Linked DNA regions of Homo sapiens: regions 1 and 3 are each linked to region 2. A link is a contact called in ENCODE Hi-C or POLR2A ChIA-PET data. All regions are on one chromosome and are shown on one strand. The core of a region is the stretch at or near the end of the contact, and the rest is flanking DNA. Distances in the headings are between cores, read along the strand shown. Region 1 holds the start of GPI (glucose-6-phosphate isomerase). Region 2 holds the start of KCTD15 (potassium channel tetramerization domain containing 15). Region 3 holds the start of WTIP (WT1 interacting protein).

Evidence for each region. Hi-C counts contacts between places; a loop is a spot of excess contacts on that map. ChIA-PET counts read pairs that join two places held with the same protein, here RNA polymerase II (POLR2A). Pooled maps may share reads with other maps.
Region 1: a pooled map shows a loop between it and region 2 (3-fold over the local background). The contact joins the promoter of GPI here to the promoter of KCTD15 in region 2. A Hi-C loop is called at or near these places in 3 of 37 single-sample maps with no recorded cell type and 9 of 50 pooled maps. POLR2A ChIA-PET finds 5 or more read pairs at or near these places in 1 of 52 experiments (HEK293).
Region 3: a loop to region 2 is called in a pooled map, with 2.6 times the contacts of the local background. The contact joins the promoter of WTIP here to the promoter of KCTD15 in region 2. A Hi-C loop is called at or near these places in 1 of 168 maps with a recorded cell type or tissue (GM12878) and 3 of 50 pooled maps. POLR2A ChIA-PET finds 5 or more read pairs at or near these places in 1 of 52 experiments (PC-9).

What each region holds. Positions count from the first base shown.
Region 1 is chr19:34,363,652-34,367,903 of GRCh38, reverse strand. GPI (glucose-6-phosphate isomerase) reads right to left here and starts at 2,708. Exons shown (of 18, transcript NM_000175.5): 1 at 2,516-2,708; 2 at 1,469-1,559; 3 at 1,053-1,121. The coding sequence starts at 2,637. RefSeq lists an enhancer at 894-1,634.
Region 2 is chr19:33,795,619-33,799,335 of GRCh38, reverse strand. It overlaps KCTD15 (potassium channel tetramerization domain containing 15), which reads right to left and starts at 2,466. Exons shown (of 7, transcript NM_001129994.2): 1 at 2,349-2,466; 2 at 570-668.
Region 3 is chr19:34,479,597-34,483,655 of GRCh38, reverse strand. It overlaps WTIP (WT1 interacting protein), which reads right to left and starts at 1,898. Exons shown (of 8, transcript NM_001080436.2): 1 at 1,015-1,898. The coding sequence starts at 1,681. RefSeq lists enhancers at 860-1,514, 1,515-2,170, 2,171-2,825.

The sequences.
Region 1 (4,252 bases), core at 1,459-3,958, 570 kb before region 2:
AGTGCTCATGAAGCCTGAAGTAACCTCATCCTCCCAATGTGTGTCCATGGTGTTTGCTGGCACGTTTTAGGCAGTGTCCTCAGCTCCTTGGATTTGCAGCAAGGCATGCAACTCAAGCTTCCCTCACCAAGCAGCCCGATAACTACCAACTGCCAGGAACCAAACCAGACTTGAAGTCTGTGACGGGTGCCAGGCGGCTGGCCCAGCCACGTGAGTGAAATGGCCTGAAGTCAGCAGAGGAGTCCTTGAGGGAAGGTCTAACGACCCCAGGTGGGCAGGAAAAGGATCATCTTGGGATTCCGACCCAGTGAGAGGCTTGCTAAGGTGGAGGGCTTCATGCCACCCCACCCTCACCCTGCCAGACCCCACTCCTGCGCCACATTTTATTGGCAAATGCACTCCTCCAGAAAGCCTTCCTTGATTGCATCCTCTCTCAGCTTAGACCCACAATGCAAGACAGGTTGAGTGTGAATCTCCATTCTGCCTCTTACAGCTATGACATCTTAGATAAGTGATGTGACCTCTGAACCTCAGACTCCTCACATGTAAGAGGAGGATAATGACATCATGAGGACAGAGTCTGGGTGCTCAGTGTCCATTATACCTCCAGGCTGGGCTCCCATACTGAGTCAGGAACAGGGGCCCCCAGGCCTGGCCTCACCACTGCTTCCTATTGACTCCTACTGCTTGAGTAGGCTGAAGTCTTTGGTGATCTAAGATTCTTCTTGTCGCTACTAAAACTTGCATTGAGGATATATTAGAGTTAACTTCTCCAAGAAAATGTCAGCCTTGAGAAACTCTCCCTGTGGGTATGAGATATGCTCCTCCCAGGCAGACACTGGGAACCATTCCAAGGAGCTCACCAAACCAATCTTGTGGAAGGCACACCCCAAAGCCCTGCTACAAGCAGGAGGAAAAAGGCCTTCAGGCCCCTCATTAAGCAAAAGCATTGCCCAAGAGAAGGGGTGAAGACACAGGGTGATGCGGCTAACAGTCAGATAAACCCCAAAGGGAAGGAAGGAGGCCCCAGAGGGTATGTGGGGCCTGCTCACCTCGGTGTAGTTGATCTTCTCACCATTGAACATCCGCTCCCGGGCGGCCTCCACGCCCCTGGACTTGGCCTAGGAAGAGACGATACTGAGGCCTGGTCCCACCCACACTGGCCACCCCAAGTGTCAGCCCCCAAACACAAGGCTTGGTGCTGTCCCCAATGAGACAGACAGACGGCTGCTGTCTGGTTCCCTCCCCTGCTGTCTGGGAAGGGTCTACTCAGACATCAGACACTGGGGTCCCTGGGATGCTGCTTAGAACCTAAGCCAGGGACAGGTGCCTCACCAGCACAGAGGAGGTGACTGAGGTCTAATGAGAGGAAGAACTCAAGATACTCAAGGTCCTGGGGACTCCCAGGAGCCCAGCTCACCCACCACTCTGTCGGTTACCAGTTATGCCTCCCCAAGCAGAACATTACCAAGTCCACCAGCATCCGCATCACGTCCTCCGTCACCAGGTTCTTGGAGTAATCCACCAGGATATGCCCATGGTTGGTGTTGAGGGTCAAGCTGCAGAAAGATGGAGATGCTGCTGACCACACCCTGGTCTCCCTAGCGGGGAGCCATGCCCTAAGCAGGAGCTGTTCCCAGAAGAAACATCCTCCCTGACCCACGCCCCACAAGGGCCGCGGCCACCCAGCACAGTGGTGGTGTCTGTCACCTGCTGGCCCACCAGGATGATCTGCAACAGCAGCCCAGAGAAAGAAGCCATCCTCACAGACCGTAGATGCAGGCAGACCCTGGATGAGGAGCCCGGACTGAAGTGGGGGACCACCCCTTCCCAGGGCTTCCACTTTCTGCCGTAAGTTACTCAGGCACCCATCCAGATGACAGGGATGGCCATCGGGACGTCTAGCCCGGAGCCACAGTCGCTCCCCTCCCCCGCCTCCACCAGTATCAGTGATCAGAGCTCCCTTGGCCGCACTCCCGCCCATGATTTGCTCAAACACTCCTTCCCACTTCCCGGTCGTGCACAGGTGTCTTCTGCAGGAATCACGCCCGACGTCTCCATCCTTCCACCCAGCTCCCTCAAACACCCCCGCCCGGGCTGCCCGCCCTGCAGACGCTCCCAAGCTCATGTGGCCAGGAGCGGATGGAAAGGGACAGCCCTTTCCCGCTTGCTGCGTCAGCCAAGGCCTCTCTTCACAACTGCGAAAGGAGCCCCTGCTCAAATGGCCAGAGCTGCACGGGGAGGAGGAGGGGAAATGTCCCCACGGAGGGGCCCGTTTTTCCTCGTAACGAAGCAGACCCGGGGCCGAGACTCCCGGCGAGGCTGCAAGCCCCCAGGAACGCACTCCAAGGAGACTCCAAGGACGAAGTGCGGACTCGGCCTGGGCCCCAGTCCGTGGCCTGGAGGTCGGGGACTGGGGTCCCCGGGCACCGCTGCCCCCGCCTCCAGACCCCAGGCCCGCGTGCCCGGTTCCGGGCGCCGCGCGTGGCAGCCCCCGCCTCCGGCCCGCCCGCACCTGAAGTGGTTGAAGCGGTCCTTGTTGGCATCGAAGAGGCGGCGCAGGTTCAGCTCGGAGCGGTGCTCGCGGTACCATTGCTGCAGCTTCTGGAACTGGGGGTCCCGGGTGAGAGCGGCCATGGCGGGACTAGAAGGTACACTGAGTGAGACGCGAGCCGAGGAGGAAGGAGCGCCGGCAGCGCGCAGCAAGCGAGGCGCGTGGGCGCGCGGCGGCCTTTATGGCGCAGGCGCCCGGCCCGGCCCGGCCCGGCCCCACCCCTGAGCCCCGGCCCCGCCCCCGACCCGCGCCCCGATACCCAGGCCGGGTGCCCGCTGAGCGACCTTGCCCGCGGCCGCTGATCTGGGGCCTCAGCTCCTCTCTCCCTACCTCTTGCGCCGCCGCTTTGCTGGCCTCTGCCCGGAAGTGGCAGTGGGGAGGGTGGGCAGAGCCCGGGGATCACTGGAGCCCAGGTGTTGGAGGCTGCAGAGAGCTACCATCGCGCCGCTGCACTCCCTGTGCACTAGTCGGCTTCATTCATTCATTCGACAAAACTCTATAGATCGAACACCTTCCACGTTACAGGCAGTGTTCTAGGCGCTGTGGATACATATGTGCCAAATAAGCAAGTACAACAGATGATGTGTGTCTGCTGGTGGTAAGGGCTATTGAGGAAAACCAAGATGAAAAGGGTGCTGAGAATCGGGGTTGCAATTAAGAAAAAAGTGACTAGGCCGGGCGCGGTGGCTCACGCCTGTAATCTCATCACTTTGGGAGGCCGAGGCAGGCGGATCATGTGAGGCCAGGAGTTCCAGACCAGACTGGCCAACCTGGTGAAACCTCATCTCTACTGAAAAAAAAAATGCAAAAATTAGCCGGGCCTGGTGACACGTGCCTGTATTCCCAGCTAACTCGGGAGGCTGAGGCAGGATAATCACTTGAACCTGGGAGGTGAAGACTGCAGTGAGCCACTGTACTCCAGCCTGGGTGGCAGAGTGAGACTCCATCTCAAAAAAAAAAAAAAAGATGAGGTCAGAGAGCAAAAGGGAGGCAACAAGATCACGTAAGACCTTGTAAGTCATTGTAAGAACTCTGGGGCTGGGCACTCCTGCCTATAATCCCAGCACTTTGGGAGGTGGGATAGCTTGACGCCAGGAGTTCAAGCCGAGCCTGGGCAAGACAGCAAAACACTGCTTCTAAAATACTAAAAATAAATTAGCGGGGCATGTGGTGGTGCATATCTGCAGAGTCCCAGCTACTCGGGAGGCCAAGGCAGGAGGATCACTTGAGTCCAGGAGTTAGAGGCTGCCGTGATTACCACCACTGTACTCCAGCTTGGGTGACACAGCAACACCTTGTCTTAAAAAAAAGAAAAGAAAAGAAAAGAAAATAGGGAAAGGCTGACAACAAAAGAAATAAGTGGTCACTGAGGGGTCACAGGACTTTCCAGGGAACAGCCCTGTCCACATGGCCCTTTTCTAAGAACTGTCAACTCTTAAGATTTCACTGAGCTTCCACACCTAGCACAACCCTGGTAGTGCTGAACAGTATCTGTTCTACTGGAGTTCTTTTTTTGTTTGTTTGTTTGTTTGAGATGGAGTCTCGCTCTGTCACCAGGCTGGAGTGCAGTGGCGTGATCTCAGCTCACTGCAACCTCCACCTCCCTGGTTCAAGCGATTCTCCTGCCTCAGCCTCCTGAGTAGCTGGGACTACAGGCGCACGCCACCACACCCAACTAATTTTTGTATTTTTAGTAGA
Region 2 (3,717 bases), core at 1,217-3,716:
GATTGCTTTTTCCCATTAAAACTCTGGGATCAAAATTTGTGCCTTGAAATTCAATATCCAATTTTAATCCAACCAGAATCAAATCCTGCAAATGTAAGCAAGGTTGCTCTCCCTGAGTGCCCGGGCAAGTTTCCTGACATAAAACTGGGGTGGGAGGTTGCAATGGGCAGACAGTGATGTTTAATATATACCCTCACTGGGGCCTGTGGACTCAGAATCCACTGCTTTTGGCATTCCTGAGTTCTACAAGCTTAAAAAAACAAAACCAGGTCACTTAGCTCAAGGAGTTCTGAGAACCAAAACAGACCTCAGGAATGGATTATCCTGCCCTAGGAGGCTCTGCTGGGGGAGGAGTCAGAAGGGAAGACGCGCTGAGGATAAACTGAACAGGAAGGAATTCTGGCTGAAATTCTATCAAAGCGGACTGCAAGATGTTTTCCCCAATACCAGGACACTATTCCAAAGTGACGTGAACACCAAGCCTCCATCACAGAAGCCGCTCCACTCTGTTCTTAGCCCCTTTTCCCTCCCAAGAACAACCTGATGTTCATGGCAAGCCAGAAACTTACCGTTGGAAGCCCCAGGCTTTACGCCTTGCCGTGAATCTCCAAGGTTTCTCCCAACAAGCGCATCCGTGCGGGACCACGACCCTCTTTCCGAGACCACTGCTTAAGTCAGAAGCACAAAAGTGGGTGCAGTGAGAGATACAAGTTCATTCCACCAGCACCAGCATCAAACCCAGCACCCAGCCCCAGTGCGCCCTGGCCCGCCTGTTGCAGGGGCCTCAGCGATAGCGGTCGGGAGGGCCCACAGGTTTCCAAACTGGCCCGGTAGTGACCCGCTTCTCCAGCTGCGGCGGGAGACCCGGGTCCCTGCCCGCCCGCCGCCGAGCCCCGCCCGCCCGAGCAGAGAGAAGTGAGCAGAATGCCACGCTCATTTACACACAAAATGATTTTGTGTCCCATTGCGCTCGCAGTTGTTCGGCTCTCTGGGGGTGATTAAACTGGCTGAGCTGCGGCAGCTTGAGACGATTTCACTAAATCGCTTCTTCTGAAGTCGCTTCTTTGCTAAGCTGTTATTTTAACCATAAAAGGTAAACAGAAGGCGCCTCTCGAGCTCCCCTCGGCTCCGCACTCAGGGCGCTGGCCCGGGGCGAAAGTCCTGGGGGCCTGCACAATTGTCCCAGGGGTGGCCCCGGAGAGGCAGGCGGGCCACCTGGTGCGCGCCAGCCTCCCCACCCCCCCCCTCCCGCCTCCGCCGCGGAGCCAGCCGGCCGGTGTGAACTTAGGGGCGACGGGAGAGGGCTTGGGCCAAGGCTGGAGGCGCCGCGGGGCGGGGTGGCCGCGGCACCCGAAGCGCGGGGCTGGGCTGGGAGGGGTTGCCGCGGAGGCGGGGCGGGGACAAAGTTAAATCAAGAGGCAGACACTTGGAGACCACAGATGGGAAGCTCGCCTAATTAAGGACGTAAAAGCGCTTTTGTTCTCAAAGTTTATTGTTGCCGGGATTAAAAAAAAATTAATTGAAACTAATGCTGTTATTCACTCGTGCAGTTAAATTCCTTCATGCACATTTGAGATACGGAGCGAAAACTTGAAGCTTATCTTTCTGCAGTCGCGGGTGGGGGCCGCCGGAAGACAGAAAGGCGCTGCAGAGGCGGGGGTCCGCCCCCGGGTGTGTTTGCGAGTGTGTGCCGGGTGCGCGCGTCCAGGTCAGGGGGTGCGGGCGGGCAGCGGGGAACCGGATCTGCAGGCGGCGATCCCTCCCATCGCGGCCCCTCTCCCAGCCCCAAACCCTGCGCGCCCGGGACCACCACCAGCGCGACAGCCCCTCCTGCCAGGTTTCGGACTCGTGGGGTGGGCGTCAGAGGACGCACATCTGTCCCACTGGAGACTTTCTCTGATTTTGGGCGCCAAGCCGGGACTTGTGCATCCCGAAGCCCCAGTTGCGTGAGCCCGTTTCTGACCCCGGAAACTCGCCAGCTCTGCAGGGCGCTCGGCCCAGAACAGGGGCCAGAGTGCGGGGACCTCCACAAGCGCGCGCGCGCGCGCGCGCACACACACACACACACACACACACACACACACACACCGCGCGGCAGGAAGCTCCGAGACCGCCCGCGTGGGGAGGGTCCACCCGCGGCCAGGACCAGCCCACGTGGGCAACCCCACTCTTGCACCAGGCCTTTGTGCTGGGCACCCCCGCGCCGCCAGCCCCCGCCGCCCAGCAGAGGGACAAAGCGGCCGCCCCCGCCCAGGTCCAGACCCTGGCCGGGCGACTTTCTCGGTATCGCAGCCACTTCGGGGCAGGGTTGCGCGGCTCTGAGCGGTGGCCGCCCGCGCTGAGCTTACCTCGGAGCCGGCAGATCGGGCTCGGGCGCAGCCCCCGCCCCACGCAGCTGCCGGTCTCGGGCGCCGGGCGCAGCTTCGCCGCCTATGCTCGCTGCGCGGGTCGCTCCGGTCTCGTCCTGGAGTTACTTTCTCTCTCGCCCCCAACCCTCCCCCCACCCACCCCTCCCGCCCCGGCCCCCGCTTCACGCGGCCCCTCGCGGCGCGGCGCGCCGGGGCCTCCCCTCCCCACCCTCCCCTCGCCTCCTCCCCTCTTCGCGGCCGCCGCCTCCGCCGCCGCCGCCTCCTCCTCGCGCCGCTCTCCGGCTGCCCTCCCGCCGCTCCCACCTCCTCTCCTCCCTCCTCTCTCTCCGGCGGCCTCCCTCGATTGCTGGAGAGAAAACCAGCCCCCCACTCCAGCCCCTAGCCAGCGCCTCGCCGCGGCCCAGCCCGGACGTAAAGGGCAGCGATCCGGCCCCAAATTACCCAGCGCGAACGGGCGCGCGCGGCGACTCCTGGCTCGGGGCTCGGCTGCGCCGCGGGGCAGAGGATTAGAGTCGCAATTAGCTCCGCGCGCCCGCGCCTGGCGACAAAAACGCGCCGTTTCCCCTCCTTTCGCCGGGCGATCCCCACCCGCCTCTCCCGAAGCCCGCGCCTTCCCGCCGGGGCCGCGGCCAGGACCCTCCCGGGAGCGGTGCGCCCAGGCCCCAGCGCCCTCCGCGGCCCAGCCCCCCGCCCCCCGCCGGCCGGCCACGCGGCGCCCGGGCCTCCTCCGGGCTCGGGGAGGGGGCGGGGGAGAGGCTGATTTTAATCATTGTCATTTCATCTGATGTAATATTTCCCCGGGCGCTTTCAGCTGGGCATAAATTTTCGGCTCCCAAATAAGTAACACAGGGCACGTTTCTCACATTTCTTGACTCCTCGGTTACAAAGAGGAGAGCAGCCGCCGCCGCGGCGCCCGGGGCTGGGGGCGGGACTTGGGAAGAAACTGGGCTGCCAGTCGGTCGGGGCTGGAGCGGAGCCGGGGGCCAGGCCGCCCCTCCCCCGCTCCCTGGCCGCCCTCCCAGGGTCTCTGCCCCGCTGCCCCTCTCCCGTGACGTCTGCGGACACGCGGTCGGCCGCCGCGGGGGAGGGACGCGCTGGGGCACCGGGCCGACCGCTCGCGGCTAGACGCGCCATTTCCTTTACGCGCGCGGCGCGATGGAGACGGCGGCAGCCAAGACTCCCCGCGGCCGAGGTCCGCGCCCCGGACGCCCCTCCCCAGTCTCCGCTTCGGCCGCCCCTTCCTCCTTTTCTCCCACTCCCACTCCTCCTCCCCTTCCTCTTCCTCCTGTTTCCTTTGCGCCCCGCCCGTGCCTCCTCCTCCTCCTCGGCGACCATTTCCCGGCTCCTA
Region 3 (4,059 bases), core at 649-3,148, 680 kb before region 2:
GGCTTTGCAGATGCACCTGCAGCAGGATTCCTTTAGGAAACATCCTATGTCCACAGCACAGTCCGGGCGAGGGCAGCCCCGTGTGACTGGCACGGTTCCCCTCTCCCGCAAAGTGGGCTTTTCTTCCCTCACACAGTCTCCCTCTCCAGCCGCTACCATCACCAAAGCCTGGGTCAGGCGGTATCCGGTGGTACCTGGGCCACTCCATCTCCCGGTTGCTGTCCACACCCATACCGTGGCGGGGCAGACGGGGAAGCACCCCTTTCTGCTCATCACGAAGCATGAAAGGATCAGATAGAATGAGAGCACCAAACGCAAAGAAGAAAAGATCAGGCCGGGCGCACTGGCTCAAGCCTGTAATCCTAGCACCTTGGGAGGCCGAGGAGGGCGGATCGCTTGAGCCCAGGAGTTTAAGACCAGCCTGGGCAACATAGGGAGACTCTGTCTCTACAAAAAAAAAAAAAAAAAAAAAGTAAGAAGAAGAAAAGCTGGGCATGGTGGTGTGCACCTGTAGTCCCAGCTTCTCGGGAGGCTGAGGCGAGAGGATCGCTTCAGCTTGAGAGGCGACGGCTACAGTAAGCCGAGGACGCGCCGCTGCACTCCAGTCTCGGCGACAGAGGAAGACCCTGTCTCAAAAAAAAAAAAAAAAGAAGAAAGAAAAAAAAAAAAGAAGAAAGAAGAAAAAATTATCAGAAAATGGCTCAGTGTGCCCATGAACCTGACTTGCCTGTTAAGTTAGGAACCGCACATCAACTCACTCGGCCAGAACCCCTCGTGTGTCGGGGGACCCAGAGGCAGGGGTGAAGCCGCTGCTGGGGATCCAGGCGCACTCACTCACCCTTTGCGCTCCCCAGTCCCCAGGGGATGCACCTTCCTCGTCCCAACCCCGTGCACTGCTGCACCCCCAGCCAGCCCCGTGCTCTCCTCCGCTGATCCGGCCGCCTACCCGAGGCAGTCTCGGAACCCCGGACCCCAGCCATGCGCGCAGGGAACTGCCGGGCCGAGCGAGCTCACCGAAGTAGTCCCGCGCCGTGCGCGCCTCGAGCGCCCGCTCCAGCTCCCGGGTGAGCGCCTCCAGCCGCCGCTCGGCCGCGCTTGGGCCGCCCTCCCGGCCAGGGGGCAGCGGGAGTGCAGGCAGCGGGAAGGGAGCCGGCCCCGCAGGCTCCGGGGAGCGAGCGGGCGCGGGGCAGGCGCCGGGCGGGAGGAAGTCAGCGTAGGCGCCGGCCGAGCCCCGGGAGCCGAGGCTGGAAACGCTGGAGCGGGCGCTGCCCACCGAAGGCGGCCCGGGACCGGGACGCGGGTCCGAGCGACCGGAGCGCGGGCTGCCGTGGCGCTGGTCGTAGCCCAGGCTGATGCCGCTGGATCGGGCGCTGCCGCCACCGCCGCCGCCGTCGGACCCCGCCAGGCTGGCCCGTGGGCTGCCCGCAGGCTGCGCGCTGAGCTCCGGAACCGCCGCGCGCCGGGGACCCCGCTCCCCGCGGCTCAGTCCGTCCGCCCCGGCCTCGGGGCCGCCGCTGCCCTTCCCTCTGCGGCCCAGCGCGGGCGCCGCCTCGTCTCCAGGCCCAGGCCGCGGCCCCCGCCGCCCCCGACCGGGAGAGCCGCACCCGGGCTCCAGCTCCCGCAGGGCCAGCCCGGCCAGGAGTAGGGCCGCCTCGTCCGCGCCCGCCCTGGAGCGCTGCATGGCCCGGCCCGCCGGCCCTGGCGCGTCACCTCCGCCTCCGCTTCCCGCCGCCGCTCCGGCCGGGCCGCCGCATCGTCCGCCCGAAGCCCGGAGCCCGCCCCGGGACCCCTGGGCGCGGGGCGGGGCGGGGCCGGCGCCGGGCCGGGGTCGTTCCGGCGGCCACGCGCGGGCCGGGGGACGCGGCGCCCTGCTCGGCGGCGCGCGCGGCGGAGGAATGTAAGCTCCCAGGCGCCGGGCCGCGCCCCCTCCTCGCCGCGGCCTCGCGCGGGGCGGAGGGACTCCTTTGCGGGGGCAGGAATGCGAGGAAGGAGACGGCGCTGCGGCCTCTGGAATGTGGGGGGAGTGGCGGCGGCCGCGCTGCGCCGGGACCTCGGAGGGGCGTGGAGGCCGGGCCAGGACGCAGGGGCGGGCGGCGGAGGCACCGCGGGGAGAGCCCAGGGTCTGCGGGGCGCCCGGGCCGTCGGGCCGCTGGGAAGAGCTCGGATTTCCGCAGGCTGAGCTGGAGGCAGCTGGCGCCATCCGGGCCGGAGAGATCCAAGCAGTCGACAGCTTTCCCCACATCCCGCCCCATCTCCCTTCCCTGCGCCGCCTTGCTCTCCGGCGCTGCAGGGCCGACCCAGCTCAGCTTGGAACCCACGGCGCTTCGCCCGTCCCGCGCCCAGGAATACTGTGCGCCTAGCGCAGATGCGTCCCCACGACCCCCTGCCTGGCCCGGGGCCATGTGGCCGCGCACCGGCCTCTGAAGCCCCCATCTGACTGCTGGGGAAGGCGCCCAGAACTAGGAGCGGGTTGGTTGGGGACTGGTCCTCGCGCTGGGTCGCTTCGCCCAGGCCCCCAAGGCCAGGCTAGAAGCAGGCCTCAGGCTCAGAGCCGGTGGGCGGCGAGCCTCCCCTGTGGCCATCACAGGCAGTCCCCGTGAAATATGGGGACTCCTCCCTTTTCCAGCACCTGCATCCAGGGTGGTGGGTGAGGCTTCGAGGGGAGGTCCTGGAACCAGCGGGGCCATAGGGGCCACATAGGTGGGGAATCGAGAGGTGACTAGGGCTTCGTGCCCAAGGACACAACTAAAATCCCTTGTACAAGTCACACGGCTATAGGGAAGAAAACCAAACCGTTATCTGTCAGGGCCTGATGGATCCAAGAAAAGTGTTGCGTGAGAGAGTACTGTTTTCCAGGCCCTCTCTGCTCAGAGATTTTCGGGAAGGCGCCTACAGTGGCTCAGCGCGCAGGGAGCCCGCACGGGAACTGTCCCGGCCAGACCGCCCAGGGCAGTGTGGCCTCAACACCACTGAGCACCCGCTGGGGCCGCTAACCCCAGCACCTTCCCATAGCCTGCGGAGTTCCAGCCCCTGCCCCACCAGGGTAGGGGAAGTGGAAGCAAGCATTTCGTGTGCGCGGAGGGTGGGGGAGTTGCGCTGTTTTGTTTTTTTCAGACAAGGTGTCGCTCTGTCCCCCAGGCTGGAGTACAGTGGTGTGATCACAGCTCACAGTGATCACACACACCCCAGAGTCTCAACCTCCTGGGCTCAAGCAATCCTCCCACCTCGGACTCCTGAGTACGTAGGAGTACAGGCGCACACCACCACACAAAACGCTGAGATTACAGGCATGAGACTCCGTGCGGGGTCTAGAAGCCAGCATTTGGGAGAGCAAATACCCAGGGAAGCCAGGACATGAAAAATGGTCTACCTTTCAAATGAGAAAGGAAAAGCCAGTTCAGTCATATCACATTTCATGGACTGCATTATCTACTATTTAAAAATTACAATATTGGCAGGACTGTGGTGAAACAGTTGCACATATGCTACTGGTATGAGTGCAAATTGGGATATCCTTTTGGGAAGAGCAGTTTGGCGGTGTCAACATCCGCACAAACGAACACGAAACTTAGAAGCAGTAATACTGCTGCTAAACATCTATTCAAGGGAAGTTATCAAAAATGCAGACAATAATCCAATCACAACCGTGTCGTATAATCCCAACATCATTTAGGTAATCTACAGCGGTCCCCAACCTTTTTGGCACCAGGGACTGGTTTTGTGGAAGACAATTTTTCCACAGACAGGGATGGGGAGGGTGGGAATGGCTTCAGGATGATTCAAGGGCATTATATTTATTGTGCACTTTATTTCTATTATTATTACATTGTAATATATAATGAAATAATTATACAACTCACTATACCATAGAAAGAGTGGGAGCCCTGTGCTTGTTTTCCTGCAACTAGACGGTCCCATCTGGGGGTGATGGGAGACAGTGACAGATCATCAGGCATTAGATTCTCATAAGGAGCACACAGCCTAGGTCCTTCGCATGCGCAGTTCACAATAGGCTTCGTGCTTCTGTGAGAATCGTGGTGGGACTCAGGTGGTAATGCT